6 separate regions of the Mus musculus genome follow, and regions 2, 3, 4, 5 and 6 are each linked to region 1. A link is a loop called in an ENCODE intact Hi-C map of the cell type or tissue named here. Cell type or tissue: left cerebral cortex. All regions are shown on one strand.

Region 1 (5,000 bases):
TACCTTCCATCCATAATTAATCAATCATAAAAACAAAATGAAAATAAGGAGCTGGCTCAGCAGTTAAGAGCACTTGCTGCTCTTCCAGAACCCACGTTCAATTCCCACTGCTTAAATGACAGCTCACAACTGTAACTCCAATTCCAGGAGATGCCCTCTTCTGTCCCCCATGGGCACTGTACACGTGTTACACAGACAGTGCAGGGAAAACATCTACACATATATAAAAAAAAAGGGGGGGGGGAATTAACAATACAAGATGTTCATCTCTCAAATTCAAATTTATGTATCTTGCTTTTTTATCTTGGTAAAGCAATTTCTCTTGTAAAGCTACCTACAAGGAATATAACTGACCAAATTTGATATTCCATCTGCTCATATTTGGCAGGCTAATATCCCAAGATAATCAGTGTTTACTCTTCCAGGCCATGCTCAATTATCTCGGAACACAGAAACAAAGAGGTCCCATATTGTTCGAGTATAGTATTTTTGCCAAATTGAAATCCGTTGAAACTGACTGCCATACTGACTAAACTAGCCATGAGTTTTCAAAGTGTTTACTGAATTATATTTGTATTTAAACCCTTATTTAGAAAAACCACAGAACACTAAGTATAAAAGCTGTATTTATGGCTATTAAAAACACAGAGACTGAAACTCTCAGCTGGCCACTAACATCTTTGAAATGTCATTTCATAACATTGTTTTCTATGTATTAGGTAATTATTTCTTAAAGCATGCTTGTTATACATGCACACACACAAAATAAGCAGATATATTTTTATATTTTATCCCAGATAGATGATGTATCTTTCATCGGTTTGCATATATAAAAAGCTCATAGTTAATCCTATCAGTATTCTAGCTACCCTAGTGTGCAGTTCAGGTTTTGAGGTAAAATTATTTCCATTCCTTAGCTTTTAGCCTTACCTATAATCTAGAGAAGCATTCTAGGCTTCTTGTGTAATATTTTGGTATTTCTAAAATCAGCTTCATGTCAAACTCTACAAATTGCTTCTGAAAATTTTTTTGGTGTTATTAGACCAAAAAAGTAACCGGAGGCAGAGAGAGGTGAGTGCAGGCCTTTAAGTCACAGCACTCCAGAGGCAGAGGCAGCACTCTGTGATCTGGAAACTAGCCTGGTCTGCAGAGTGAGTTCCAAGGCAGCCAGGGCAACACAGAGAAACCCTGTCTTGGAAAACAAACAAATAACTGGAGGGCGGAGGATGTAGTTCAGTTGGTGACATGCTTGTCATGTGCATGGTCCTTGGTTCCCTCCTCTCCCAATAACCCTAACCCCAGAAAAACAACAGTTGAAAACAAACAAAAATCCCCTGTAAATCAGGCATGGTAGCACATGCCTGTGATCTCAGTACCCAGGAAGTCGAGGCAGGAGGACAAGAGTGTGGGATACACAATGTCAAGTCAGCTGAAGCTACACAGCAAGATTCTGTCACAAACAAAACCAAACTGGATTTTGGATAGTCATAAACGTATGGGTGGGCGTGGTTAATGAAATTATTGCAAACAAAATGGGATTGCATTTATTCATTCATTATTGCTATTTAACAGAGGTTATTTAACATCTCTTTTCCGGAAACAAAAACAAAAAATCAAAATAACCTCACCTTCTGTTCAAACTTCCATTTTGAGTCTTTTAAAATCCCATTTATGGTGTTTCAGAATTTCAGAATGCAGCCTGAATTCCTGGCTCCGCCTAGGCGTAGCGGCCACCAGTGGCAAAGAAAACACCAGCCGAGTGGTTCAGGCATCTATCCCTAACTCTAACAACCTTAACCTTGTACTCCATCAAGTATTGTAGTTAACAATTGGAGTGACCGAGCCAGAAAAGAAAAAAAAAAAAAAAAGCAAGGCTTTAGTGAGCGGAAATCTTGGGAAAATATTTATATTGATTTCATTGATATGCTCGACTGAATCTGGAGAAAAAGTATACTGTACTCCATTTGGTTAACGATAGCATATTTAGAATAAAACTGCCATGACCCTCAGGCAACCCAAAAGCAGCTAGTCCACACTAGACGCTACAAACGCTGCCCGAGGCCCTGCAGCAGGTGCCGTTTAAAGACGTCACAGAGCCCCAAGGAGAACGCGCCACGGCGTATTGCAGAAGGCTCCGGGGCCAAGTATGTGCTCCAGGCTTTGACCACTAAGTCTCAGGCTGGGCTTCCACTAAGCCCAGCCACGGCCTGGGCTTCCAGTGGAGAGCGCTGTAGCCTCCTACGCCCACCTTCCTCGGGCCACCACCCTGCCGGTCAGTGTGCCCGGCAGACTTCCGCCCGCAGCCCCGCCGCGCTGGCTTCCTCGCACCTGGGCGGGGGCTACAGGGGCAAGTAGCCCGGCTGGGGCGTGGCTTGGCTGGGGGCGTGGCTCTGGCGTCAAGGGCGGACCTTGGAGATGTGGGCGTGGCGTGTTGTCGGGGGCGGGGTCATCCGGGCGGCTCTGGGCCTTTGGGCCGCGCCCAGCCGGGCGGGAGGCAGCGGCCGCGGTGCGCGCCAGCGGCGCGGGGATTGGCTGCGGCGGGCGGAGACGTCAGGCTCCCGGGGCCCCTGCGGCCGCCCGGCGCGGCGCGGCGCAGTCGGCTCTAGTGGTCTCGTAACGAAGAGTTGTTCCCGGCCGTGCCGTCCTCCGCTGTTGTCGCTGGGCTGCGCCGCCGCCGTCGCCAGGACGCGCCGCCGAGCCCCTCGTCGCCTCCAGCCCCGCGGCCTCCGTTCACCTCGACTTCCACACGCCCATCATGACGAAGACTGAGAAGAAATCCTTCCACCAGAGCCTGGCCGAGTGGAAGCTGTTCATCTACAACCCGAGCAGCGGAGAGTTTCTGGGGCGCACCTCCAAGAGCTGGGGTGAGCGCGCGGCGGGGCGGGCGGCGCGGCGGACGGCCCCATTCATTGCGGGCGGCCCGGCGGTCCGGCTCCGAGGCTGGGCGGCCGCTTGGCCAGCCCGAGCGGGGCACACGTGCTGCCGGTTCCCGCCGCGAGCGGCGCCGGAAGCGGGACCGGCCGGCCGGGCCGGGCCTCCTTTGTAGGGCGCGCGCCCTGGAGGCGCGGGCCGCGCGGACTGGGGAAGCCGGACCTGCCCCTCGCCTGCCTGGGGAGAGGAAATTTCCACTGCCCGCTATCTTGTGACTCGGCGGCGCTGCCACCCAGACGGCCGGGACAGTGCGGGCGAGCTCCGGGCGTGTGTGGGTTGCAGGGACGTGTGACGGGGAGTTAATCACTGGGGCACATTGTCCGCGAAAAAGCACTTGAATTCCGACTGAGAAAGGCCGGCTCCGAGAGGGCTTCTTCCTCCTCCTCCTTCTCCTCCTCCTCGGAGATCACAGCGCTTTTCTGCCTTGCAGATTTTGCTTTGGGGAAAGACGGTCCTATTAAACACCCCCTCCTCCCGTACCTTCAAAACATCCGAGTGGTGGTTGAATGTTAACAGATTTTCTCTGTGCGAACTCATTGTTTTAAAACGAAATAGTGAATCCGAGTTGATCGGTCTTCTGGGTTTTGTGCTGCTTTTAAGGTGAGGGGTCAAAAAAAATGTTAGTGAAGGTGGACAAGTGTATTCCATTTATTGCCTTTCTATTTAGACAATTTTACCTTTTTGAAATCCTTTTTTAAGAGTATTTTGTTAATGGGTAAGGACAGATTTTTTTTTTTCCATTCTGAGTAAGAATGGATTTTTAGAGCTGAGAGCCGTTGGGGCATGGCATTTTTAAGAGAAGCATTGAAGACCATAAGTGAGATATGGCTCACAAAATGACTTGTTCACTGAAGTGAGCTCCTCTAGGGTGCAAGGCTCTTTGACACTCTATCACAAGCTGAAAGGAGCCATGGAAGGTTTGGGGGGTTTTGTTTTGTTTTCTTAAATTCCAACCTCTAGTTCAGAAATGAAACCCAGAGGTTGTGATTCTTTGTAAAATTACATATTCCATGGGGCCAAGAAAAGAGCCCAGTCTCCTTTAATCCCAGTCCAGTGGTTGTATTATTTTACGTATGCCTTGCCTGACTGCCCAGTAATCATGCACAATTTTTATTTAAATTGCTGTCTTTTCTTGAGAGCTCTGTATGTGCTCAAGAAATAAATCTTCCACCGCGGTTAAAGGGAGAAGGATGAAGATAATTGCTTGTTTCCAGAGAGCACTTTGAACTGAAGAGATTTTTGGGTGGTGGAGAGAGGTTCATTTTTGTAAGCTGCCTTTTGCCTTTCTCTCTTGCCTTCTCACTTCTAGAGTCCATTATCTTTACTTCGACGGTAGGGCTTCTCCTGCAGGATCTTCCTGTGGCCTCGACTGACCTCTGATTAACTAATTGTTGGTGGCCCTCTTGCCTCAGTCACTTACATGAGTGGACCATCATGGCAGCTCCAACAGTGCTGTTTTAACCTTTGTGTTAGGATATAGGTTTCCTTGGTAATATGCATTTAAGCAGAGAACCTGTACAAAGTGGGAGTAAGGATAAAGTTGAGGTTAGCCTAGGAAGAACTAAGCAAGACCTCTTTATAGAATCAGTACTTATCCTTGTGCTCACATAGTAAATTTTGAGTTCATTATAGTAATCCTAAACCAGTGCAGAAGATCCCACCCCGCACAGAGACATTAAGAATGTGTGTGAGAGGAAGACAAACTAAATCCTCAGCCTTGAAGGCTGTGTCTCTAGACATGTAGGGTCTGCCATTGAGAGGCCGCCTACATGCAGACTCAACATCAGTTTGGACATCTATGTGCCTGTGGGGCGTTCTGCCGAGACGGGCGCTTTTTACTTAAAATCGTCAAGGCCCTGGAAGAGGCAACTGCCTGACCCACCGCTAGCATTCCAGTATGTCTTTCTGCAATCTGTATAATGTTTCTTTTTTTAAGCAAGAAGGAATCATAGCCATATAAGTATGTTACAAACACCATCCCATGTTAATAAAGGTCTATATCCCCATTATTATTAATAGTTTACTTGACTACTGTCCCACTGCATATATACCGCTTTCCCCTTCATTAT
Region 2 (5,000 bases), 73 kb before region 1:
TGTGTGTGTGTGTGTGTGTGTGTGTGTGTGTGTGAGGATGAGAGGAGCCCCTGTCCTCCATCTATCTTTGCAGGAAAGTTTTGAACCAGGGAGTGAGGAGAAAAAGGAGAGGTAACAAAATCATCCTCAAGGGAGAATCAGTGAGAGGGGCTTGGGATGGGACTAAGGAGGGAGTGAAGCTGAGGTCTGGAGAACGGGGACAGACAGCGACAGATCCCAGGAAGCTGTGGGAGACTGCGTGGAGAGGCTTGCAGGGAATGATGGGAGAGGGCTGGCATGGGACATACAGTCTAGGTGCTGGCATTTAATTTCATAAAGACACAGGTAGGAAGCCTAGAGCATCCTTTTGATCACATCCGGTAAGTGAAGCGTGGTCCTGGATGGAGGAGTAGAGTCCTTGAGTGGCAGAATCCTGGTCCTGTCCCCTGGCTGCTGCATGCCGGATGGTAGGCAAGCTGACTCCTCATGAGGGATGCCAGGCTATGGGACAGGGACTGGGCTGACATCCAGCCAGTCTCCCCACTCAGAACCCATCAGAGTGTCTTCCTGATGATCACAGTCCTGCAGTGGCACCGGTAGTTTAAACACCTTCTCTAAGCCTGGTCAATAATGCCTATCTGTCTAGTCAGGCTGATGAGATGATTAAGAAACAGGGCAGCCGGATATGGTGGCACACACCTTTAATCCCAGCACTCAGGAGGCAGAGTCAGGTGGATCTCTAGAGTTCAAAGCCAGCCTGCTAGTCTACAGAGCATGTTCCAAGACAGCCAGGACTACACAGAGAAACCCTGTCAAAACAAAACAAAAGCAAAAACAAAAACAAAAAAAAATCATAAAAAGGAAAGAAGGAAAAGGGGAGGGGGCTCAAGTGATAAGTGTATAGCCCCCTCCCAATTTGGGAGTCTGAGACCGGAGAATTACAAGTTCCAGGCCAGCCTGGGCTACTTAGTGAGCTCCTGTTTCAAAAAGAAAGAGAGGGAAGCAGGAGTCATTGGAAGAGTGGATGTCTAGGATGCACAAAGCCTTGGGTTCTATTCCCAGACTGGGTATGGTGGGCACACCTGTGATCCCAGCTCTTAGGGAATAAGACGGGAATACCAAAGTTCAAGTTCATTCTTGGCTACATTTTTAGATTTGAAGCAAGTCTGGACTACCGGAAACAAGGTCTCAAGACAAACAAAAAGAAAAAGCAGTCAATGACAGCCCCATGGCCACAGTTCCCACTGCTCTTTTGGCCAGTGGTCCCTGCAGTTGCATCTCTGAGACCGTGAGCCTCCAGGTCTGAGCTAAGTGAATGCAGTTTGCCTAATGTTCGGGCTGAATCTGGGCACCTACAGTTGTCTTACCTCCTCTCAGCCAGGAAATGCAAGCACGTGGGGTCCCACTTCAGTTTTATTCAGCTGAATTAGAGGCACAGTCAGAAATCTGTAACATCCTCGTGGGATGGGGGTGGGGTGGAGGACTAGAGAGGAGGGAGGGAGAGAGGGGAGGGGCAGTGTTGATCCACAGATCATGAAAACACTGAGGAACGCTCTCGAGTGAAAGCCCAGCTGCCTAGCTAGGCTATGCCACACCCTCTTCTTCAACATAATCAGTCTTAAAGGGTTCTGTTTGGTTTTCTTGTGTCACTGAAGTAATCAAAACCCAGGCATAGTGACAATTGGCTAACACCTGTTGAGGGCCCCCCGTGGGCCAAGATTTGGGAAGGCATCCAAGACACTGTTGGCGCTTTAATCTTCCCTAGGTAGCTTCAGCCTCAGAGGGGTTGAGCAGCTGGCTGGGGGTGTGACTGGCTAGAAACCTCTAGAGCTAGGAACTGAACCAGGACAAACGGATGCCAGGAGAGACACATTCTCCCCCCAGACAATCGAAGTAGTATTACGGACACCCTTTTGTGGACTCTTCGTGGGATTCTATGAAACCACGTCCTCTCAGGATTGTCAAAGAAAACAGGAAGCCCCTCTGGGGAGGCTCACCCCCCTGTTCCCCAAGCCAGGAAGTGGCTGGCAGAAAGAGCGATACGTAGCAAGGGCAGGAGCACCCGGGTTGAGAGCTTGGGGCCGTATCGGGCGGAGCCCTGAGCCAAGTCCCCTGGGGTCCCAGGGCTACATTCCTCTGAGGTCTGCGGAGGCCACTGCTTAAAGGCGCAGAAGTGCAGCTGGGAACGAGAACAAAGCGGCCAGACCCCCCTCGGAGGAAGGAAGGAGCGAGCCCCAGGAAGCAGCTGATAGCGCTAAGCTCAGCTTGTTTTTTCCTCTGCTCAACAGTTCTCCTGCCACGGCAAACAAAAGACGTACGTTCTGATTCCCTTCGGTGTTTGGATTGCGGCCGCAGACTGGATCTGCTTTGTGAAGAGCTGAGGGTAGCTTCTGGCTCGACCTGCCGCTTGATGGCAACGCTGTCCGCCTTGCCTGTCCCCAGCCAGGAGCCCCACGAGGGCATTGCTCTAGATCAAGGGATGAGATGTCGAGATTTCTACCCGTTGACTCGTGACCTTGGCATTGAAGGACCTGCAGCGTAGGCCTTAAAAACTGTTAAGATAGGAACCCTTGTTCCATGGAGATGCCCTGTCCCCGCTATTATCTCAGCCAAGGTCACAGCCCGCTGCTGTGCAGGGCCACACTGGGACTGGTGCCACCTTTATCCCATGGGTCAAGGCAATGGCAATAGATGTCAGGTTCCTGGAGGATCGGGGTCCGAATCCCGGTCTGTCCGCCTTCAAGGTCACCAGTAAGTGACAGGTGGGTCTAAGCAATCCCCTGAGCATGATGAACGCAGAGACTTTGTACTCCCGGGTGTGAGCGGTGAGGGAGTGGGCAGACCTTGTCAGTGTCCTAATCCATAGTCTCAGGACAGGGACAGGCCAAGATGCGACAGCAATGCTGGGCATGGTTTGTTTTGCTCCAGCAGGTGTTGAACGTGTGGCTATGCCAAAGGCCACCAGCAAACCCACACGAAGCAAACACAAAGCTTCCACTGATGGGTCTGTGGGCTGCCGATTCTTGTGGGCTTTACAGTGCGGCAACGGCAGTGCTGGTCACATGGACCGAGAGACTGTTTTGATGCCAGAGACTAATGCTCCGATCCGATCCGTCACCACAGGAGTTAAAGGAGCAGCCAAGAGATCAGCGTGGTTGAACCCCCGCTCTAAGCTGCCTGCCGTTCTCTCCTCCCCTCCCACTCTGAGACTGCAGTTCACATGCCGAAGACAAATGGCATAAAGGGCAGGCAATTAATTTTTTCAGCTGGAGACTGATGGAATGTGGGTGTTTGGCATGCACCTCTGTCTCCAGTCTCCTCAGGGAAATACCTCCCGGAGGGCCCTTCAAATTCCTCATCTGCCCTTTAGGACCAATATGTAATTCAGTCCTGAAAAATCAGTCGGAATGGGTCTTGTGTCCACTATACCAAGAGCCCAAGGACTGCACAGACGACAGGCCCATTCGTTTATTTGTGGTTTTGGTTTGTTTGTTTTTGTTTTCTAACCCAAGGTTTCATGTAGTTTAGGCTGGCCTCAAACTCACTATGTGGACAAGGCTGGCCTTGGACTTCTGATCCTCCTTCTTGTTGGGGTTACAGGTGTGTGTAACTGAGGGGACAGTTCGTCATGACTTTCCTTGGAGAGAGAGAAAGGTCGTCTTAGAATATACCTCAGGGTCTAGATTCCAAGTCCCCAGAACCTCTGTTGGGTTGGACCAGGCCAGCCAACCTGGTGAACAAAGGCAAGCAGAGCATAAAGAATTTACTGGATAGGATGCAGAGAAGCCCTGGGGACGGGGTGCACACCTTTAATCCTAGCACTCCGGAGGCTGGGGCTGGTTGATGTCTGAGTTCTAGGCCTACTCTGGTTGATAGAGTGAGTTCTAGAACAGCTAGGGCCACACAGAGAAACCCTGTCTTAAAGGGGGGGGGGTGGCTGAGGAAGGGGGGAACCATGCAGGGAAGTGTATTAACATAACAGCCAACAGGACCTGGAACTGGAGAAAAACTACTGCATCCATGTTGATAGAGGTATGAAGATGTCAGAGGTAAACATACAGGCTCAGGCTGAGCAGGGATAAAACTCAATAGTAAAACACATATCTAGCAACACGGGTTTAAGGCCCAGAGCTGCTGCAGCTGCTGTGGCGGAGGCCGAGGCAGCTGTTGCTGTTGAAGAAGAGGAGGAGGAGGAGGAGGAGGAAGAAGGAAGAGGAAGATGATGTAGGTCTGTTGGGATGGGCTGTAGCTGTGTGTTAAAGCATGTGTTAAGGCTTGCCTTTGATTCCCAGAAGCGTATTAACAAGGCAGACAGGCATGGTGGCGCATTTCGGCATTTGGAAAGCAGGAGCCAGAGGATCAAAATTTTAAAACAAGCCTGGGCTACATGAGACCCTTAAAAAGAAAACAAATAAAATGCATTCTTCTGTTGGAAACTTAGGAGGGTGACCTCAGGCAATCTTTAATGTCTTTTGATTCTGTTTTCTAAGCTGCAAGATGGAGCGGCAGAGGTGGGGAGGGCAACTGTCTTGTAGGGTCATTACGAAGAATAAATAAAAACAAGACTCATACAAGCATTTAAACTATTTAGCATGTAATAAGCACCTAATTGTATCCAGTATTGTGTTCAGTTTTTCCTCGTAGCTCACAATTATTTGCACATGGTAGGCCAGTGCCCTGCCACTGAGCTATATCTAGGCAAGTCCCGTTATCTTTTGGAGATTTACAGTGAGGCGCCGACGACATGATGACTAGTTTCAGGGTCGGGAAGAGTGAGGCCATAGAAGGAACAGGACTGTCCATGCTTGATAATCGTTGAAGCCAGGTGAAGGGTGCAGTCTGTAAATCAGGTGCTCCACCAGCCCTCCCTTCAGCAACTCGGGCCCTGCAGCAGAGGTCATGACCCACCACTGCCAGAAGCAGCGTCTGTAGAGTTCTGCGCTTTCCTATGCAGGTTGCACCCTGTAAAAGGTCCACCTTTCCTTGTTCTCTTTCATTCTGTCTCCCATTCTCTCTCTTTC
Region 3 (5,000 bases), 130 kb before region 1:
TCCTTGTCAATCTCTCCCATTGCTTTGGCTTCTTTTATTTATGTATTTATTTATTTATTTTTGATTTTTTTGAGACAGGGTTTCTCTGTGTAGCCCTGGCTGTCCTGGAACTCACTCTGTAGACCAGGCTGGCCTCGAACTCAGAAATCTGCCTGCCTCTGCCTCCCAAGTGCTTGGATTAAAGGCGTGTGCCACCACGCCCAGCTTTGCTTTGACTTCTTACTGGTATATAAAGTATAAATGACTATGAAGTCTTATAAGATGGAGGTAATTTTCTGAAATTAGGGTTGCCTTCCTTTGAGGGACCGTGAGCCGTGCTGGGCTCAAAGCCTTTTCGTTTCATCCTTTTCTCTTTGCAGCTTGATCAAATACTCAACTCACTTAAGAGAGATGGACCTTGGGAACAATGTCCTGGGAGAAACGGCTGCAGTGGACATCCTGGAAGCACTGAGAGTCAGGAAGACGGGTGAGGTTTCATGCCCTTCCCTCAGGCCCTGAACCAGTCGCAAGTGTCTCGATGTTGTTGTCTCTTGGTGTTTAAATAAGAAATCTCATCTGTGAATTGTCGCAGGCTAGCTACCACTGTGCCAACATGCTGAGACTCGTACAGAGCTCAAGAACGTTTGCAATGCTGTGTGTACCCTTGGATCATTTGAGTAATGATTTCTAGGCAATCTACTCACAGCCTCTGAAGTAGCTGGTTTACAGCATGCCTCCCAGCGCAGCTGGGTTTTACTGTTTTTTTGTTTGTTTGTTTGTTTGTTTGTTTGTTTTCGCTTTTTATGAATTTTTTCTCTGTTGCTTTTGGGTTTTTTTTTTTCTTTCTTATTCTCCAAGAAAGTTTTCTCCTGTTCTCTAGTCTCCTCTCAACCCAACCTAAAGTACAAAAATCAACTGTAAAACGGAAGTAACAACCATGCTAAGACCATAGTTGAGCCACACTGGAGAGCTGAGACTGGAGCCTTTCACGTTGGAGGCCATCCTGGGCTATCTAAGGATACCATGAAGAGTGTGGGGGAGGGGGAGAAGAAGGGGGGAGAAGGGGAGGGACGGAGGGGAGGAGGAGGTAGCACATGAGCAAGGATCACAGGGAACTTCTAAGTCACTGAAGTCTAAGTCTCTAAGTCTGGCTCTAGCTGGCAGGCAGTGCTGAGTGTCCTATGGCCGTGTAACCCTTCGAAAAGGAGAGAAGGGAGGTCACTTAACAGTGACCACCCCTAGCCTCTCTTTTAGTATGCATCGCCAGAACTGGTGACAGCTCTTCTAGCTGCTTCTACAGGGGAGAGCAAGAAATGCCATTTTCAATGCAGCTTGATGTAAGACATGGACAGATTTTAAAGTGAGAGGGAGGAGGACTCAGTTCTGGGTCAGGCTGAGTGGGGGAGAGTTCAGCAGCGCCAGCATGCTGTCATTTCTCCAGTAAAAAGGTCAGAGGTCACATTTTTCCTTCCCCGGCAGTGTTGTAAAAGAGGGTCACAGGAGTGTGGTCTGCTGTGCTGCTCCACCTCAAACCAAAGCCATGCATCTTTAATGACCAATTAAATGACTCTAAGATTTTTTTTTCAATTATCCTTTTCTTTTAGAGGAACAGAACACCCACTTCTTGTTCCATTAGAGCAGGCATGAGGTCCAGCAGGATAATTCTGTTAAACCTGACTGTAAGTGCGATAAGCGCTTTGGTTTTCCTGGTGCCGACGCCACCCCTTCATCCTACCTGGTAGTAAAAACCCATTATTGGGCTGCTGGCAATCTCCACAGCATTAGTGCAGGGAGCGTAAGGACAGACAGCCTCTGGTGACAGGATGGGAAGTGATTTTTCACTCAGTACCTCTCTGGGATGGAAAACGTCTTCCACGCTTAGTAAATGGCTCAATTTACATAAATGAGAGGCTAATTATGGCGCGCCCACCTGAAAATGAAAGTACTCATTTAAACAGCATTAAAAAGCAATCTATGGCTTAGGAAATCAGCAGTTTTGAAACTTAGTCTAAGTGTGCATCGTGAGTAGCCTTAATGCGTGTATGTCATGAGCTAGAGTCATTATGGGCTGTTTCTGACGGAGCACTTTAATTATGTTTGAACACAGTGAAGAGTCTTCAAAAAAAGGGGGGGTAGCTGCTAAGATTTTACAGGGTGACTCACTTGGACTTTAACCCTAAAGGCATCGTTTTAAACCTTAAAAGACAATGGAAACACTAATTATAAAAAATAATGTTCTTCCAGTGTTTTCTCTCTTCCTACCATTTATTTGCAAGTCAACAATTTCTAATTCTCCTTTCACGAAATCAGAATAACTTACTTACTTGGTAACAAGTGAGTTTGGTTTGCTTATGCCTTTTTCTTTCCCTCCCTCATCTTCTCCTCTTCCTCTAGTTGAGGTCTTGATTTTTTTTTTTTTTTTTTTTTTTGAGACAGGATCTCTGTAGCCCAGGGTGACCTTGAGCTGGCTATATATGTTTGTATGTAATTGAGGCTAGTCTTCCTGCTTCAGCCTCTGGAGTCCAAAGACTGCAGATGAGTACCAACCATGCCCGGCTTTAGCAAGGAGCCAACTCTAATGATGGAATTCGGACCATCCGAGCAGCCCTGAACAGCGTTAGCCGTTCTCCTCATTCTTGCTTATTCTCTCTGCCCAGGTAAACTACCACCCTTAAAAGTTACAGTCACTCCCCGGATCTCTTCGGACACCTTCAGATCTATCTGGAAACTTAGCAAGAAATCTAATAGGAGGCGTAAAAAGAAGAAAAAGGTAAAATCTTCAGCGTCTGCACAGTTGAGTAGCAGCCACCAGGGGGCGCAAGATGAAGCGTGGGCCTCAGTGGAAATTAATGGCGCCTTCGATCCCAGAGTTTAGGGTCTAGGCCATCCTCCCCTAACCCACAGTCAAACGGATGATGGCTGTGTCACGAGGCAAGCAGTAAGACAACATCATCTCTCAAACATTAGTGAAAACTGCCTCAGCTCCTCTGCCCTGCTGAATTCGTGTTCCTGCAGGCCTGCTGCGGGTCTGCCAGGAGCCTCATGTCTGCTCTTAGGTGCCAGGGCTGCCCGGAGGAAGAAGAGGATTTGCATATGCTTACTCTCCACTGCGTAAAACTGAACTTTCTTTTTTAATGGGGCAAATATTTAATAGCACTGTTACGAAATGAGCTGTTTACAAGTAATAGGTAGAGGACTTTTGATACAGAAATTTAGAAGTGTGCACATGCATTTAAAAACCTAGACTGCGGGCTGGCGAGATGGCTCAGGAGGTAAGAGCACTGACTGCTCTTCCAGAAGTCCTGAGTTCAAATCCCAGCAACCACATGGTGGCTCACAACCACCTGTAATGAAATCTGATGCCCTCTTCTGGTGCGTCCAAAGACAGCTACAGTGTACTTATGTATAATAATAAATAAATCTTAAAAAAGCAAAAACAAAAACCTAGACTGCTGTACACCAAAATATCAGCATTGTTACTACCATCCAATGAGTAAATATTCTCCCCACCCGGGCTTGTATGTGTGTCGTCTATTTAGTTAGTTAGTTTTGAGGCTTGGTCTTACTCTGTATATCAGACTGGCAGACTGGGCTTAAACTTCTGGCAATCCTTTGTCTCCTTGAGATTACAGGCGTGAGCTACCATGCCTTTTTTGTTGTTGATGTTGTTGTTGTTTTGTTTTGCTTTGTTTTCTTCTTTATGTATTTTTTAAACACAACTATTTCTGACCCAGAACATAGTGGCTCATACCATCATCCTAATATTACTTGAGACGCTGAGGCAAGAGAATTGCCACAAGTTCAAGGCCAGCCTGGGCTATCTAGTGAGTTCAGGCCAATCTGGTACACAATGTGAAACTGCCTCAAAAACTAAAACAGAAGTAGTCCACAGTTGTAGAGAGAGAGAGAGGATGAGGAGCTAGAGAGACTCTAAATGCCGGCAGCGCAAACCCACTAAGCCAACCCGGGCACCAGCCGTCAGGTCGGAACACAAAAAGCAGGGCATGCAGGCAGGTGTCAAGCCCGTGACGGAATGAATGTCACAGACACTGCTGCCTGCCTGCGTTTGCTGTCCTCTGAGTAGTCACGTTTATTGGGTAAACCAACATTAGCCAGCTCAGTAGGAAGTGTTGCTCCGGGCTTTGCTTTTGAATTGCTGGAAAGTATAACTAGTTTGCAGCTGTATCCCACCCAAAGCTAGCTGGAAGTCATTTGCTCTTACAACTCATGGCTATGTTTCTGACCTCTGCTCATTTTAAAGAGCCACTGCCTATGTATTTTGTTTTATTAGCCCAGATCTAGAAAAGGTCGTTATCCCTCATAAAGAAACTTAGGGCAATGTGTGCTGCGCAATGTCTCAGGACAGGTGCTAAGTGCATTGATGAGAGACTTCTGAGTTCTCCGAAGTAATAGAAGCACCCCAATAAAAACACTAATTAAACACAATTAAAATCGATAACACCAATTAAATGCATTAAGATGAATATCATTGCCCTGTTCTCTCTCTCTCTCTCTCTTCCTTTCTTTCTCTCCCCCTTCCCTCCCCACCCCCCCAGCTCATAGAAACCTACCTGCTCCTGCCTCCCTTGTGCTGGGATTACAGCTGTGCGTTTTGCTCTGACCTCTCTCTTTCTTAATTGCTTTTTTTAAAAAAAGATTTATTATATGTAAGTACACTGTAGCTGTCTTCAGACACTCCAGAAGAGGGCATCAAACCCCATGATGGATGGTTGTGAGCCACCATGTGGTTGCTGGGATTTGAACTCAGGACCTCTGGAAGAGCAGTCAGTGCTCTTAAGCATTGAGCCATCTCTCCAGCCCTCTTAATTGCTTTTTGCTGACTTACCAGAGAACAGAAAATTCCTGTATACCACCAGGACACTCAACAGTCTCAATCAGACCTTCCTCCCACAGCGTTAAGACTGCCAAGTAACAAAACTACACAACCCTCATCCACTTAGGAAGTCCCAGACTGAGCCTCAGAAATCCAAATAAATGAGATGAGAAAGGCTCATTGTTTT
Region 4 (5,000 bases), 170 kb before region 1:
GTGTTCAACTCATTCTTTGGATCTTCTTCTCCCCATAGTCTCCCACGTTGCTTTCACAGCTTGTATCGAGTATATGTGTGCTTTTGCCCTCTGAGCCTTTTGTTTCAAGAGTCTTGGGGCCATAAAATCCAGGACAAATTTTTAAAAAAATTCTATTCTTTTTGGGATTTCTGTTGGTTTTTTTTGTTTGTTTGTTTTGAGACAAGGTCTTGCTATGTAACTCAGGTTACCCTCAGACTCATTGTGTAGCCCCAGACTGGCCTCAAACTCACAGTAATCCCCCTGCCTCAGCTTCCAAAGAACTAAGTTTACAGATATTCACCATCATCCCCAGCTAGGAAGACGTTTTTCCTCCCTTTTGATGTAATGAGTGGTTCACATGTCAATACGTATCAGGTTATACACTCAAATTTACTCAGTTTCCCATATGTCAGTAACACAAGTGTGTGGTGTGTCTCTGTGTGTGCAGATCCCTCTGTGTGTAGTGTGATGATCTGCATCTTTGAAAGAACAGCCACACTTCTGTTAGTGTCCCTTTTCCTCCTGACTTGGAATGAATTGTGGACTCATATAAAAATTTGTAGTATGCTATTAAGGGACAGAGAAAGGGCAAGGGAGGGGAAGAAGGAGGGAGGACGGAGGGAGGGAGGGTGTGTATTCTGGGTGAAGTGTGCACCTGTCTTTGAGAAGGAGGGGCAGAGAATGAAGACCTCCTCTGCTTTGTGGTAGTACGGGTGAACAGTCAACAACTTGAGTACCTATGGTCTGCCAGGCTGAACATTTTATGAACAGCGCTTATTTTTCGTTCTCACATGACTTCTAAATAGGATTATTGGACCCATTTTTACCGAGGGTGAAATTAGTGTCAGGAAGATACTGTGTGGCAGGTGACCGGAATTTATAACAGGACGTTAGTGGGACCATTTCTAGCTGGTGGGTTTACAAGTGAATTTTGTTTATGCTTATTTATTTCTGAAAATTTTTATAATAATAAAAGTATCTATGGCTAACCAACAATATCCTTGCCTTAAAATAATTATAGCCACTCTCTGATGGTATTTCAGTGCTCACATTGGTCCAGGAGGTAGAAGTGAGACCCAGCAGAAATCAAAGATGACAAAGGCAGGCAGGGTCAGTTCTCGGGCTCCCGAATCCAGTGGACTTCAGACCCCAAGGCAGCCTCCCAACCTCCTGATTCCTAGGGACGCGTTCCGTTCTAGGTGAAACGTGCACCAGGCTAGATTGGCTGAAGTCCTATTTATTATTTCCTCTTCACACTATTTGAAGAATATTTCCCATGGCCCCCACTTGATGGTTTTCCGCATGCAGATGGTTCTTTAAAGGCCCACGTGATACACAGCTGACATTTTATAGCCCTTCGCTCCCTTTTCTTCAGTTTATGACTGAGCTTTTTATAGCAAACAATGCAATTTGTCAAGGAGCCAAAAAAGCACCAGTTAGCAGAAAGTCCTTCCCAAAAAAAGTAGCAGAAGTAGCAGTTGGGGCGAAGAGGCCCTGACCAGTTTCACTCCAAAGACACGTGACAGGGGCGGGAGCGTGGAGCCCTGTGAAATTAACTCCTTCATCCTTAGAGGGGAGAGCAAGGGCCATCTGCACAGGACCTCTCCCACTGAAAAATGGGAATGCAGTGTATGTTGTGGACAGCCCTGGGGCTAATTATATTGATGTTAATTCCGTTCTCCTGTGAGGGGCTGCGAACAAGGAATGAGTCAGCACTCAGGTGATTTCCACTAATTTGTAAAATAAAGGAAAGCTGATGAGTGGGCAGATAAAGGGAAGATAGAGCTGAAGGTGGGGGAGAGAAGAAAGAGAAAATGGAAGATGGAGAGGACACAGAGGAGGAGAAAGAAGTAGAAAAGCGGAGCAGAAGTGCAAGGCAGAAGAAACCGCAAGTTCTAAGGGGTCTCATAGATGTGACAGATGGTAGTGTAGCAGATCTGCCCAATCTAGGCGCACAGCATGTATTCATATTAACTGAGTCGTGTTTTCATTGCCGGGGCATATTTGGGTTGGAGATTTACCACAACAAGTGTTCCCAAGTTTATGTCTGCCTTTTCACTTGCTAGGAAGCAAACATTGTTCCCTAACCTCTTTTCTGGGGCCGTGGGGGTTGGTTGTCTCACCATATGGGATTTGTCACCATCTGTGTGCCAGTGAGGACTGTGGCTGATTCGATTTTCCACGACAGGATTGGCCAACTACAGTGCAAGGGCCAACCATGGTTTTGTATTCTCAGTAATCTGGTGGATATATTAGTTTTTCAGTTGCATTTCTTTTTATTTTATGTGCATGGGTGTTTAGCCTGCATGTATTTCACCTGTATGCAGTATCTGCGGAGGCCAGAAGAGGATGTCAGCCCTGGAAAAGACAGTTGTGAGGCCAAGCAGAAATGCCATCTCGGCAGCCCACAGTCGCAGTTTTCATAATTGGTAAAATGGTAAATTGGTTAAATTTAAAAAAAAAAAAAAAAGGTAAAATTTTGTAAATGGTAAAATACCCAGAAAAAAAAATCACTTTGACCACTCTTTTGTTTGTTTGTTTGTTTGTCTGTCTGTTTTGGTGTTGTGGGTTTTGTTTGTTTGTTTGTTTTGGTTTTTCAAGACAGGATTTCTTTGTGTAGCCCTGGCTGACCTGGAACTCACTTTGTAGACCAATCCGCCTGCCTCTGCCTCCCAAGCACTGGGATTAAAGGCGTGTGCCACCACTGCCCGGCTCACTTTGACCACTTTTAAATGTACAATTCAGTAGTGTTAAGTACAGATTGTTGTTCACATAGTCATAGAACCATTTTCTGTAATGTTCTTGTCTTGCAAATCTGAAACTCAGGCTGCTGAGATGGTTCAGGGATAAATCATTTGCCTGATGACCTGGGTTTGAGTCTAAGAACCAACAGTGACTGTAGAAGAAGAAAATCAACTCCACAGCATTGCCCTCTGACTTCTGTGTGCAAGCCTCATGTGTGGTGAAATGAGAAGGGCCTCTGTAGGTTCACATCCCTAGTTAATGGAACTGTTTTGTTGCCTTGTTCATGCTGTCTGTCCACAGCAATAGAAAAGTAACTAAGATAGTAGGCTCCACTCACAGCAGCACACGGGCCATGGTATACACACATACACTCTCATCTCCCCCCTCCTTCCTCTCTCTTTCTCTGTATTTGGTAGTAGTCATGCTATGCTTTAAAAAGTTCTCTTCATTACAGCTATGTATTTGTGTGTATAAGGGTAGGGACTTGTGTGCCACAGGGCAGGTGTGGAACTAACCTGCAAATGTTAGTTCTACCCTTCCTGCATGTAAGGCCCAGGGATTGGACTCATTGAACTGAACATCTTGCCAACCCAGACCACAAGGTTTTTTGGGTTTTGTTTTTTAAACAAGGTCTCACTGTGTCACCTTGATTAGCCTGGACATCTCTACATAGACCAGACTGGCGACAATGTCACAACCACCCACCTGCCTTTGCCTCTGTAGTGCTGGGATTAAAGGTGTGCAGACAGACCCATTGTTTGTTTGTTTGTTTGTTTGTTTGTGTTTTTGTTCTTGTTGAGACAGGGTCTTGCTGTGTAGGCCAGGCTGGCCTCAAACTTGCGATGCTCTTGCCTCACCTCCCGGGTTAGAGGTGGACCATTGTGCCACCTCTGGTGGTTTTTCTTTGTCTTTCTGAGACAGAATTTTGCTATGGAGCCTAGATTGGCTTAGAACTAGGAAGACAAGGCTGGCTTCAAATCAACAGCAATCTTCCTGCCTCTGCTTCCCAAGGGCCAGGGTTACAGGAGTGGGCCACTGTACTGAGGAACACCTTCTATATTTGTAATTGTTGAAAATTAGAAGAAAAGTAACATTTCGTGGGATTTGAAATCCTGTATTCGTGAGTATTGTCTTCTGGGAACACGCTGGTATGCCTTCATTTACATATCGTCTAAGCTTTTGCACTAAATGCCAGATTGCAATGGTTTCAACAGATATAAAGTGTTTACTATCTGCCGTTTGTACACAATAGATCGCCAATGCTACTGTAAGGTCAGGATGACAGCCAGCCAACCTGTACTGAAAACTACCTAGTGACCCACTACCTGCCTTGCTCTTGAACTCCCTCTCCCTTCTAGATCCTCAGCTGTCCCTGCATTCAGTATCCCAGCTCCTCATCACCCCACCCCAGGCCCCTGCAGGCTCTGAGGATGCCACCCCCCCCAGCAGCCCCCACCATTTGCTGGATCTGAGATCTGCTCCCCACACCCAACCCCCAGCAGACCAGAAGACTTAACAATGAGGAAGCACCTCTGATGGACTCCAGGCCTTGTTCCCAGGCTGTCCTGAGCTGCCATCCCATCTGCCTCCCATCTCACTATAGGAGTGCTAACTCAAGAGATGCATAAAGGTCTGGCTTTTCACTTGGGTTCAGGGATGGAACTCAGTCTGTGAGGCTCGTATGGCTAGCTAGCACCTGCACTCACTAAGCCACCTCCCTGGTCCAGAGTTCAAACTTCCACCAGGACCTTGAGTGGGCTTTGAACAGCTGATCTGAGATTCATGTGAAGAGTTGGTTGGGGCCGTAGTTCAGTACCATCAAACAAACAAACAAAAATATCAAATGGATGTGAAAGCAAAACGGGCCAAGAGCAGCCTTTGTCTGTGAGGGACAATCATTCCAGACCATCAGGACTAAATCTACAGGAAGGGAGAGGGGATTGCAAAACACTATAAGGAGCTCAACTCAGGCCTCTCAGATGTACTATAGCATACTTTTATTTATTTGTGTTATTGTTGTTACTTTGCAGTGCTGGGAATTGAAGCCAGACCGTAGCACATGCTAAGTAAGTGGTCTATCCCTAAGCTACATCCCCAGTGACTAAATTTTTATTTTTTGCTGAGAGCAAAAGCAAAGCAAGATGATTGGGTTTGTTCTGTCAAGCTGCTCCAGCCGTACTTGTAAGCTGGAATCGGCTCTGTGGTAAATGAGGTTGTGAAGAAGAAAGAAACAA
Region 5 (5,000 bases), 280 kb before region 1:
GGTGTGCATGTGTGTGTGTGTGTGTGTGTGTGTGTGTGTGTGTGTGTGTGTGTTTCTTGTGGGGAGGATCTGGAAGTGATTGGGCCGGGAAAGTGTAACCAGAATATATTGTATGAAAAATTATTTTTTTTCAATTAAAAAATAGGAAGCCTGAGAAAGACATGGTAAAATTGAAGAACTGTTCCAGATTAGAGGAAAACAAAGACACCCGGTGGATGCCATTGAGATCCAGGACTTTCTATGAAGATTACTGAGTTAACAGAACAATGAATAAAGCCGGTAGATTTGCTAGGGTATTTAGCAATATTGGTTTTCAGACTTTGTAAGTGTACTAGACAAGGTAAGAGAACTCTTCAGTTTAGAACCATACACTATTTAGGGATAGAGAGCCACTGCTGCCAAAGGGTTCTGGAACACAGAAGGAAAGGTAACGGCGAAGCCAAGAAGAAAGTATTAGTGAGTATTACTGAGTCAAGGGCATATATATATACCTGAAATTACACCTGAATAGAAAATTCCTTAAAATAATTCATTTGGTGCTGGAGAGCTGGCTCAGCGGGTAAGAGCACTGACTGCTTTTCCAGAGGTCCTGAGTTCAATTCCCAGTAACCACATGGTAGCTCACAACCACCTGTAATGGGGATCCAATGTCCTCTTCTGGTGTGTCTGAAGACAGCGACAGTATACTCACATACATGAAATAAATAAATCTTCTGAGAGAGAGAGAGAGAGAATTTTAAAATAATGCATTTCCCTGGGGCTGCGGAGATGGCTCGGTAGATAAAACTCTTACTAGAGAAAGCATGGGGTCTGGAGCTCTGATGCTGAGGGCCCGCATGAAGGCCAGCTAGGTATAAAAATGCATCTGAAGTCCCAGACGGTTGGAGGCAGAGACGGGGAAACCACGAGACAAGCTTGCTACCTAGACTAGCCAAACTGGCAAGCTCCAGCTTCAAGATCTTGCCTCAGTAACTTAAGTGAAGGATAGAAGACAAGGAGACCTGTAACCCCCTAACCTCCACACAAATGCACACAGCTACAACAATACATGTTTGGGCCCGAAAAATGAGATGCAGGTACCTGTGGTTGTCAAGACTCAGTGACATTTTGTGCTGACTTGGAGTCAAGAGTTTCCCTCTGTTCTGGTGAACTGAGCACCTGGGTTCAGGCCATCTAACACCTACCTTTCTCAATGGGATGACGTCAGGCCTCACAAGATACCCCTGAAAGCGCAACCATTTGTCTGCCTTCCGCAGGAACAGTAAGTTATTCAGATTCCAGGCTCTAATGGTCCCTAGGAATGAGAAAGTTCCCTGAACCTAGTGCCTTCTGGAGGGAGTGTGAAATCTGTATGTATACAGGAGTGGCCTTTGGATTTGATGTAGGATGTACTTTGCCACCCTGATTCAGCCTAATCAACTTCTTGTGTCTCAGCTTTCCTAGGTTTTTCTATTAGTAAAAAACCAGAGATCATCTCTGAACTACCCACCATTGCACTTTGAGCGTCCTCAAAGACCCCCCCTTTGGTGGTGCTGTGGTTTCTTCTGTTGTCTGGGGTGATAAACAGCAAGGTGACCCTCCCCTCTCCACTAGCCTGCAACAGAACCACACTGTAGCTGCCTCCTCAATTCCCAGTGTGCATGGAGGACACCTGCTCATGATTTGTAAGAGTCTGAGCCCTACTCTGGGGCTAGTGTTAGACATGTTGCTAGTCTCTTGTAAAAACATAAGAGATGTCTCTGGAGTGTGGAAGTCTGTAGGAATCCCAAGGTGAGAGGCTGAGGCTCTTGCTCTAGGTAACAGGAAAGGTAGACAAGAGAGCAGAAAAGACATGTTCCCCTAAGGACTGAGCTGGTGGGCTAAGGAAGTACAGAAGCTGAAGGGTAAACTGAGGAATGTGGGCGATGCATGTTTGCAACAGGCAACCAGCATCACTGGTGCATGGGGGAGGGGGACTGCTAAGAGCACTGTTTGAGTCTGAGCAGCAGTGACATGCCATCTATGGGGCATTCTCTATCTTCCCCCTGGACCCTGACTCCCCCAGAGAAGGTGGACACCTCAGTGAGAACAAAAAGAGGCCAGAAAAAGGGCAAGAAAGTCAGCAGTGTCCTGCTTCAACTCTGCTGTTAGCCTCCCAGATGGTGACAGGCCTGATACAAAGGAGAATAGAAGCCATAGCTTTGACTGTTCTCCTCAAAATGATGCTTAAATTGTTGAAATGATATTTCGGGGGCACCTAAAAGAGGCTGAAAGGGTGGTGGAAATGGTACCATGCACTTAGAGCTAGAAAAGAAGTAACATCGGGAGAAGAAGGCGAATAAAATTGTTTTGTTGCCTGTTTGGAGCCCTGCATACCCTTGGCTACTGCAGAGTTGGGGCTCTTCACTCAAGGGTCCGCCCCGCCCCGCCCCGCCCCGCCCTGCTAGCATGTCCTCTTTCCTGGAGGCCTGTTCAGTCTCCAGATTGGTGTATCTACTTCTCTACTCAAATACTTCTCTTTCTGCTGCTCTGGGGCTAAACCCCCATTCAGCCCTTTCACATCAAAAATGCCAAGGAAGTGGCTCAGAAATTGTGCATGCCATCCAACATGTCTGTTTGCCAGCACTGACCTCCCCCAGTCCTCACCACTGGAAAACTTCCCAGTGGGCAATGGGGCTTCTGAAGATGCTAACAAAGAGGACCGACTGGGACTGTGCTCTGCGGGCAGGGTGCATTGGCTCAAATCCTAGAGAGTCTGTGTGGGTCAGCTTTGCTCAGAGACAGCATGAGAAGAACAGTAACAAATGCTGACGTTAGCTATGAAGTGTTGTCGCGTCTAGTGGAGCATGTAGCATCTACCTGCAGAGGCCGGCTCGAGGAGCTTTGTCAGTATTTTACGGCCAGCACACTGCCTGTGCTTTGTAGAGAGAGAAGAAACTCAGCAAAGAATTCCCCTTGTGCCTGAATCCTTGACTCTTAGCCCTCATTGCCCTTCCATTCCCAGCTTTGTTTCATGAGGGACTTTGGGTCGGCTCTTTAGCACCCTTCCCCCCAGTTACGTTTTATTTGCTTGCATGTGTGTGCCTGGAGGCCGAAGAGGCGTTGGATCCCCTAGAACTGGAGTTACAGACCATCATGAGTCGTCATGTGGGAGCTGGGAATTGAACCTCAGTCCTCTGGAAGAGCAGCCGGTGGCTCTTAACCACTGAGCCGTCTCTCCAGCCTCAGCCAGTTCTTCGTGAAGTTATACTCTCTCTTGGCTGAGACTTGAGAAGATTTTGAAAGTATCATTTAACCAACTACCATTCTAATGTATTCTCGGGGCACTAAGGAGAGGAGGGGGCACCGGAACTTTCTCTGAGCAGAGCCACGTGGGTCCACATTTCCTTGACTCCTGGAGGTGCCCATGCGGATCTGTACTAGCCAGGTTAGTGACAGGAACACTGGGAGGCCCTAGCAGTATCTTAAGAGTGCGGGACTCCATTAGACCATGTCCTGAAGGTCCCATGGCTGCTGGGTTGGCAGGGGCTGCCTGGCCTGAGGTACTCTAGCCTGGCACTTAACTACTGAATAACTGATGGGTGGCTCTGGGATGCTGGATGAGTGGATAGGGCTGCCCAGACAAATGAAGAAATGTCCTGGCACAGAGTCCATGAACCAAGTGCAGAGTTGCTCAACGGTTCCACCCTTTCGTGGCTGTTGTTTTATCAGTGAAAAGTGACAAGAAGAGTGGACTGGAGGAGGGGTGAACGCACCATCATAATTCAAAAGGAAGGGAGCCTCGGGACACCTGAAGTCACTCTGGCCAAAGGGCATATGCTGCCTTATGCTCCCGCAGCCGGGCCTTTAACCGCTTCCTCCAGGAGCTAAACTTCTTTGAAAGTATTTTAAACAGATGAGCTGGAGCCTTCGGGATAAAAAAAAAAAATGTCCACATATTTTACCAGTTTTGTCATGGCCTTGTTTGGTTCTGAAGTAAAATCTTAAAAGCTCTCTGAGTCTTTCATCAACTTCCCCATGTCCAGCTTTGCTAAGAAGAAAACTGCTGCCTGGACTTAGAGGAAGAGCGAATAACTAATTCACCAACGTATTAAGATGGGATGAATGGGGGCACCAGATCATCACTGATGAAAGCAACTTGCCTCCCAGCCAGTCTAGGGGAAATGATTCTTCCTCATTAGTGCACAGATATACGAACATGACCTACATTTAACTACTAAAAAAGCACAAACACATCTCCTGACTTATCAAAGAAACACCAGTAACCTGGGGGGCCCAGGGCGTCAGCCAACCCATTTGAGCCCAGCAGCCAGGAGCCAGGAGCCAGTGGCTCTCTGTGAATTCCAGGCCAGCCAGGCCTACAGAATGAGACCCTGTCTCAGAAGTAAAATAAAACAGAGGCTGGAGAAATGGCTAAGCCATTAAGAGCGTTTGTTCTTGCAAAGGACCTGAGCTTGGTTCGCAGTACACTAATGGAGGCTAGCTAACAACTATCTATAGATTTAGTTCCAGGGGACCCAATGCCCTCTTCTGACCTCTTCTGGGTGCCAGGTACTCGTGTGGTGCGCACATACACACATACATGCAAGCAAGCAAAACATCCACTAGACACATAAAAAATATTTAAATGAAAGTAAATATTAAAATATAATAAAATTAAAAACTTCGGACCAAAAGATAGCTCTTACAAGTCAGTTAGAGGCTAGTAATAGGATGTATTAGTATTCAGAAATAGGATGGAACTGACCAGCTCTAGAAATAGTTTCTAGCATCAGGATGTATTCATTTCATTAACAGAAACGGCAATTTTCACACATCGCACCTTGAATGAGCTGACTTGTGGTTTGAAACAAATGAATGGGCTTAAAACTAGCTAAGAAGTCAGAAAAGACAGGGCAGTGAATGACTGCTCATCAGAATAGAGAAGAGGTGGGGAGAGATAGGTTTTAAAGACATTCATTAATAATATGGGGAAGGAAGTGAACTGCAAGATCGTGTCTGCTGCAATATTGTTCCCGTTA
Region 6 (5,000 bases), 110 kb before region 1:
GAAATTTTTTCCCCCCAAATGGGGAAATCAGCTGTTCGGGACTGTCATTACCTTTCTCTCCAAAGGGCAGAGTATGTCAGAGTGGCCAGTCTGAACAGGGTCCTGGACAAGGGTGCCAGGTGACAGTTGCAGGTCAATGTGGTGGCAGGACTTCAGTGGAGGTAAGCCATCTTTTGGAGGATGGTGGCAGATGGAAGGGGAGCTAGAGGAAGATTGTGAAGCAGGCTACAGAGAGTGCTAATCACACTGTGACAGGGTGGGTAGGGAGACACGGTGACCCAGGCAGCAGGTGAGGCTCAGAGAAATAGAGTGGAAAGTTCAGCTGATGCTGGAAACTTTCAACGGAAGAATGAGTAGAGTATTACCTCTGAATGGGATGGAAGGCAGAGAGGGACAAAGGTAAATGTGGGTTGTGATGACATTGAAGGGAAACTTGTAGGAAGGGAAGCTGAATTTTGCAAGAAAGGCAATGACACCTCCAAATACCAAGTTGGGGCCACTGTGGGATACTGACAAAGACTGGTTGCCCTCCAAGCAAACATGACTGTCATGTGCAGCTTTGAGAAGAGGTGCAGGTACAGGAGGCTGTTTCAACAGAGTGGTGAAATAGCCGACTCCAACTGAGTCCAGAAGAGAGTCTGGGCTAGCCTGAGTCACAGGGAGAGAGCCGAGCTGGCTCAGAGGCTAAGAGCACTGGCTGTTCATCCAGAGGACCCTGGTTCAATGCCCAGCACCCACACGGCAGCTCATTATAGTCTGTAATTCCCGTTCTAGGGCTTCTGATACCCTCATGAAGACACACACATCTGCAGGCAAAACACCAAAGGACCATCCTGAGTTCATTCCTGCCTTTGCTTTGAGGGATAGTGATCTAGATGTATAAGCCAAACAGTTTTCTCCCTCAGGGGCTTTGGAACGCTGCCTTTATCATAGAAACAGAAAGAAAACTAACGCCCTCCCTCCTCTTCTTAAACCTCCTCTTCCTTTATTCACCAGGTGTACAAACTCCAAGCCCAGGCTGCCTTTTGTCTCTTCTGTGAATTCTAACTTCTACAAATTAAAGCCTGCCATTTTTCTGACTAACCTCGGCTGTGTAGTTCACAGGCTGCCGCCAAGGACTGAATTTAAGAAGCCCCGGAGAGCTTTTCCTCTTCAGCCACAGGGAAGATTATTTTCATAAAGATGAATGGCAGGAAGGAATGAGGAGTGGAGAAATAAACAGTGGAAACTCAATCGCGATGGGAATAAGGTCTTTCCTGAAGGGCTCAAACGTGTTTGTGTTAAAGGGAAGTCTCTAAAACAAAACCAAGCATCTCTCTCCCAGTGTTCTCAACAAAGGAATAAAGACTCTCCCGCAGAGGAAGTGACCACAGAAACGCCATCTTGTGCCATCTTGTCCCGACTCCCTGTGCATTGGCTTAGGCACTTCTCAGTCCTCTCCTCACCCACCTCCATGCCCACATCTACCCTCCCAGCACATTTGGGACTTCTGTGGCCTGGACCATGGTCCCGATGTATAAACCAAAATAATTAATGTAAACTAAAATAACTGAAGAAGGCACAAGTCAAAAGTAACTTTCATGTTACGTCTGGAAAAAAAAATCACCATGTTCTGTCAGAAATGAACGTTTCAAGATTGTTCTGTCATCTGACTTTCATGTGAGTTGTGGTCTTTGTGGGGTTTGCCTTTAGAAACACCGTATCCCTGAGCTGCGACACCAAGAGACTCTGAGGCATGCGCCGGAATTTGGTCCTGCACGAATAAAGGACTCGTACTTTTTTGTTTGTTTTTGTTTTTCGAGACAAGGCTTCTCTGTGTAGCCTTGGTTGCCCGAAACTTGATTTGTAGACCAGGCTGGCCTTATAACTCACAAGGATCCACCTGCTGCTGTCTCCCAAGTGCTCAGAGTAAGGTGTGCACGGCCACTGCCCCATATACTTCTAATTGGCTTAACCGGTAAGGATGGACACCACCACCCCCGTTGGTAAGAGTAGCCTGAAGGATGGCGGTGGACGTGAGCTGAGCACGAGGCAGGAACATTTGTTTTGCTTTTTCATCCAAGCTTTCCTTCAATGCTGGCCAAGTGATCTGAGACAAAGCCTGGTGGGAGGGACCTAACCACAGTCCCAGGGGCCCACTGCCTGGCCCTTCCCTGGCTGGCTCACTCTGCTTTCTCCCCAGCACACATTTGCTTAAGCATTGCGTTCTTGCCCTTCTGCTTACCTATTCTCTGTCACCTGAGAACAATAACAAACAAACAAACAAACAAACAAATGTAGTGTCTGGAGGGATGACTCAGTGGTTAAAACCATGGTCTGTTCTTCCAAACGACCGGGGTTCAATCCTCAGCACCTCCATGGCAGATCACAACTGTCTGTAACTCCAGGTCCTTTCCAAGGAATCTGACACCTCACAGCAATGCACATAAAATAAAGTTTAAAAAAACATATATTTTGTTTGTTTGCTTGCTTGCTTGCTTGCTTGCTTGTTGCGAGACAGGGTTTCTCTGTATAGCCCTGGCTGTCCTGGAACGCACTTTGTAACCAGGCTGGCCTTGAACTCAGAAATCCGCCTGCCTCTGCCTCCCGAGTGCTGGGATTAAAGGTGTGAGCTACCACGCCCGGCTGCCGAAAAACCAAAAATAAATAAATAAATAAATAAATAAATAAATAAATAAATAAATAAATAAATGAATCTGAATTCAAGGCCAACCATTTTGTAAGATACGGAGGTTACAGTGATGAGAATTCTGTCCCTACTCTTGATAGTTTTACATTTGGGAGAAAGGAGACAAATGAAGACAGGGACGATGTGATTTCTGAGACTCCCCCGAGTTTAATACAATGTAACTCCAGACAATGCTCGCTTACTGACCCGGGCCTGCCCTACAGCAACTGGCCTTTGGCCACTTTAGCAAGCGCTGGGGTTCTCTGTACAGGCCTTGCCCAGCCCCTCGTGACGTCACTGGCGCGCGCCATCCAATCATCGCCGTCTGGCTCCGCCCGCCCGCCCGTGCCTGCGGGAGGCTCCGTGGCGTGTGTTGTGGCCCCGCTGAGCCACCGTACCTCCCGCCTCCGCGCCCAACGTCCGCGTCGCCGTTCTGCGCCGCCGCCATGGCCGACGTGGAGGACGGCGAGGAACCCTGCGTCCTTTCTTCGCACTCCGGGAGCGCAGGCTCCAAGTCGGGAGGCGACAAGATGTTCTCTCTCAAGAAGTGGAACGCGGTAGCCATGTGGAGCTGGGACGTTGAGTGCGATACCTGTGCCATCTGCAGGGTCCAGGTGATGGGTAAGCGATGCAGGCGAAGCCGGGACCGCGAGCTGGGCCGAGCCGGCGAGTGCTGGGCCGGGCCGGGCCGCCAGACACGGGATGGTTCCTATGGGGGCGGGGGGGAGGGGGCGTGACCGGGATACCCGAGGGGAACCTCCGGCCCTGCGGCCAGCAAATCTCCCAGCGGATCCCTCGCGTAGATCTGAGGGTTGGGATGTTCGTCTTTGAGATGCTCTCACGTTCCTCAGGATTAGAGCTTGCCCATTTAGCCGAGGTTGGCTTAGAACCCAGGAGGGCGCACCTCCCAAAAACTGGAAATTGCGAGCCTGCGCCACTATACGGATTCTGTCTCATAACCGAAATGAGGCTCAGTGACCGGAGAGATGTTTCCACAGTTAAGAGCACAAGCTTGTTCTTAACAGAGAACCCGGGTTCGATTTTCCACACCCACATGGCAACTCACCACCCTCTAACTCCTGTTCCAATAACTCCAGCACCCCATTATGGCCCTTGAGGGCATTAGGCACATTTGGTATGCAAACCCAGATGCAGGTAGCATAAACATAAAATTTTAGATTACTGTGAGGTTGCTTTACAGGGCGACTGGGGAGTAGTTGAAATAGATTTCTGCAGTTTGAAAATGTGCGCGTTTCTTGGCTTTGAGACTTTAAACGTAGCATCAAGAGATTCCACAGTCTATTCTTTGTCTTTGGACTTGCTTCATCAGGGCTCCCAAACTTTACTTTTTACATTTAATTGTAGACCCAGACACTAGTTTCTATGTAGAATCTGATTTGACTAAAACACTAAAATCCAGCTGTTCCACCCCTCATCCTTGCTTAGGAGCTGGGCAGTGATTTCCATTTTAGGGTTGAGTGTGGTTGCGAATGTCTGAAATGCCAGCACTCGGGAGGCTGAGGCATGGGGGCAGAGGCAGCACAAGCTTTGCTTAGAAATTTTATTCTGGCCAGGTGTGGTGATATCTTTAAACTTAGTACTCGAGAAGCAAAGATAAACAGATCTCTGTGCGCCTTAGGCCAGCCTGGTCTACACAACCAAGGCTAAGTAGTGGGACCCCATCTTAAAAACAAATAATGAATAAATCTTTTTTGTTTGTTTTGGTTTTTTCGAGACAGGGTTTCTCTGTGTAGCCCTGGCTGTCCTGGAACTCACTTTGTAGACCAGGCTGGCCTCCAACTCAGAAATCCACCTGCCTCTGCCTCCCGAGTGCTGAAATTAAAGGGGTCCACCACCACGCCCGCTTTTTTTTTTTAAATCATCATCATCATTATTTTATTACCCTGTTGTTAATGGTGCATTCTTTAATCCCAGCACTTGGGAGCCATAGGCAGGTGGGTCTCTTGAGTTCCATGACAACCTGATCTAACAGCAAATTCCAGGATAGCCAGTACTACACAAGAAACCCTGTCTTTAAAAACAACAAAATTTACTTAGAGTTGTGGTGGGGGCGGACACATAGAAGAACTCTGTGTGTGTGTGTGTGTGTGTGTGTGTGTGTGTGTGTGTGTGTGTGTGTGAGTGTGAGTGTGACATAGAAGAAGAGTATTGGGAGTTGCTTCTTTTCTCCTGCCATGTGGGTCCCAAGGCTTAAACTCATGCAAGCACTTTAATTTTTGAGCAGTCTATCTGGCCAGAGATTGGCTTTTTGTTTGTTTGTTTTTCGAGACAGGGTTTCTCTGTGTAGACCAGGCTGGCCTCGAACTCAGAA

What was found. A loop is a pair of places that touch in the nucleus more often than their neighbours do. Peaks named below come from ENCODE experiments on the same cell type or tissue, not always from the same donor. Only the 100,000 strongest peaks of a DNase experiment are listed, where the experiment ranks them.
Region 2: a loop joins it to region 1, with 1.9 times the contacts of the local background. A loop is called at or near these places in 12 of 42 quality-filtered maps.
Region 3: it touches region 1 in a loop (2.6-fold over the local background); 18 of 42 quality-filtered maps call a loop at or near these places.
Region 4: it touches region 1 in a loop (2.5-fold over the local background); 3 of 42 quality-filtered maps call a loop at or near these places.
Region 5: it touches region 1 in a loop (1.9-fold over the local background); 3 of 42 quality-filtered maps call a loop at or near these places.
Region 6: it touches region 1 in a loop (7-fold over the local background); 19 of 42 quality-filtered maps call a loop at or near these places.

Annotation. Positions count from the first base shown.
Region 1 is chr9:96,361,910-96,366,909 of GRCm38, reverse strand. It overlaps Atp1b3 (ATPase, Na+/K+ transporting, beta 3 polypeptide), which reads left to right and starts at 2,479. Exons shown (of 7, transcript NM_007502.5): 1 at 2,479-2,864. The coding sequence starts at 2,756. In left cerebral cortex, a CTCF peak has its summit at 2,256; DNase peaks (open chromatin) are centred at 2,445 and 3,171; H3K4me3 peaks cover 2,954 bases; H3K27ac peaks cover 1,801 bases.
Region 2 is chr9:96,435,216-96,440,215 of GRCm38, reverse strand. No RefSeq gene overlaps it. Among named protein-coding and RNA genes, the nearest start is that of Gm51656, 26 kb to the left of the region's middle. In left cerebral cortex, a CTCF peak has its summit at 2,393; DNase peaks (open chromatin) are centred at 1,765 and 2,160; H3K4me3 peaks cover 1,261 bases; H3K27ac peaks cover 1,494 bases.
Region 3 is chr9:96,489,821-96,494,820 of GRCm38, reverse strand. Gm28729 (predicted gene 28729) reads left to right here. Exons shown (of 11, transcript NM_001370882.1): 9 at 360-466; 10 at 2,637-2,749. Among named protein-coding and RNA genes, the nearest start is that of Rnf7, 14 kb to the right of the region's middle. In left cerebral cortex, a CTCF peak has its summit at 2,782 (motif pointing right); a DNase peak (open chromatin) is centred at 2,784.
Region 4 is chr9:96,527,283-96,532,282 of GRCm38, reverse strand. No RefSeq gene overlaps it. Among named protein-coding and RNA genes, the nearest start is that of Gm28729, 4.5 kb to the right of the region's middle. In left cerebral cortex, no CTCF peak of the experiment used is centred here; DNase peaks (open chromatin) are centred at 1,464 and 2,149; H3K4me3 peaks cover 440 bases.
Region 5 is chr9:96,637,328-96,642,327 of GRCm38, reverse strand. No RefSeq gene overlaps it. Among named protein-coding and RNA genes, the nearest start is that of Rasa2, 8.3 kb to the right of the region's middle. In left cerebral cortex, no CTCF peak of the experiment used is centred here; a DNase peak (open chromatin) is centred at 2,630.
Region 6 is chr9:96,476,697-96,481,696 of GRCm38, reverse strand. It overlaps Rnf7 (ring finger protein 7), which reads left to right and starts at 3,022. Exons shown (of 3, transcript NM_011279.3): 1 at 3,022-3,289. The coding sequence starts at 3,115. In left cerebral cortex, no CTCF peak of the experiment used is centred here; a DNase peak (open chromatin) is centred at 3,012; H3K4me3 peaks cover 1,691 bases; H3K27ac peaks cover 1,443 bases.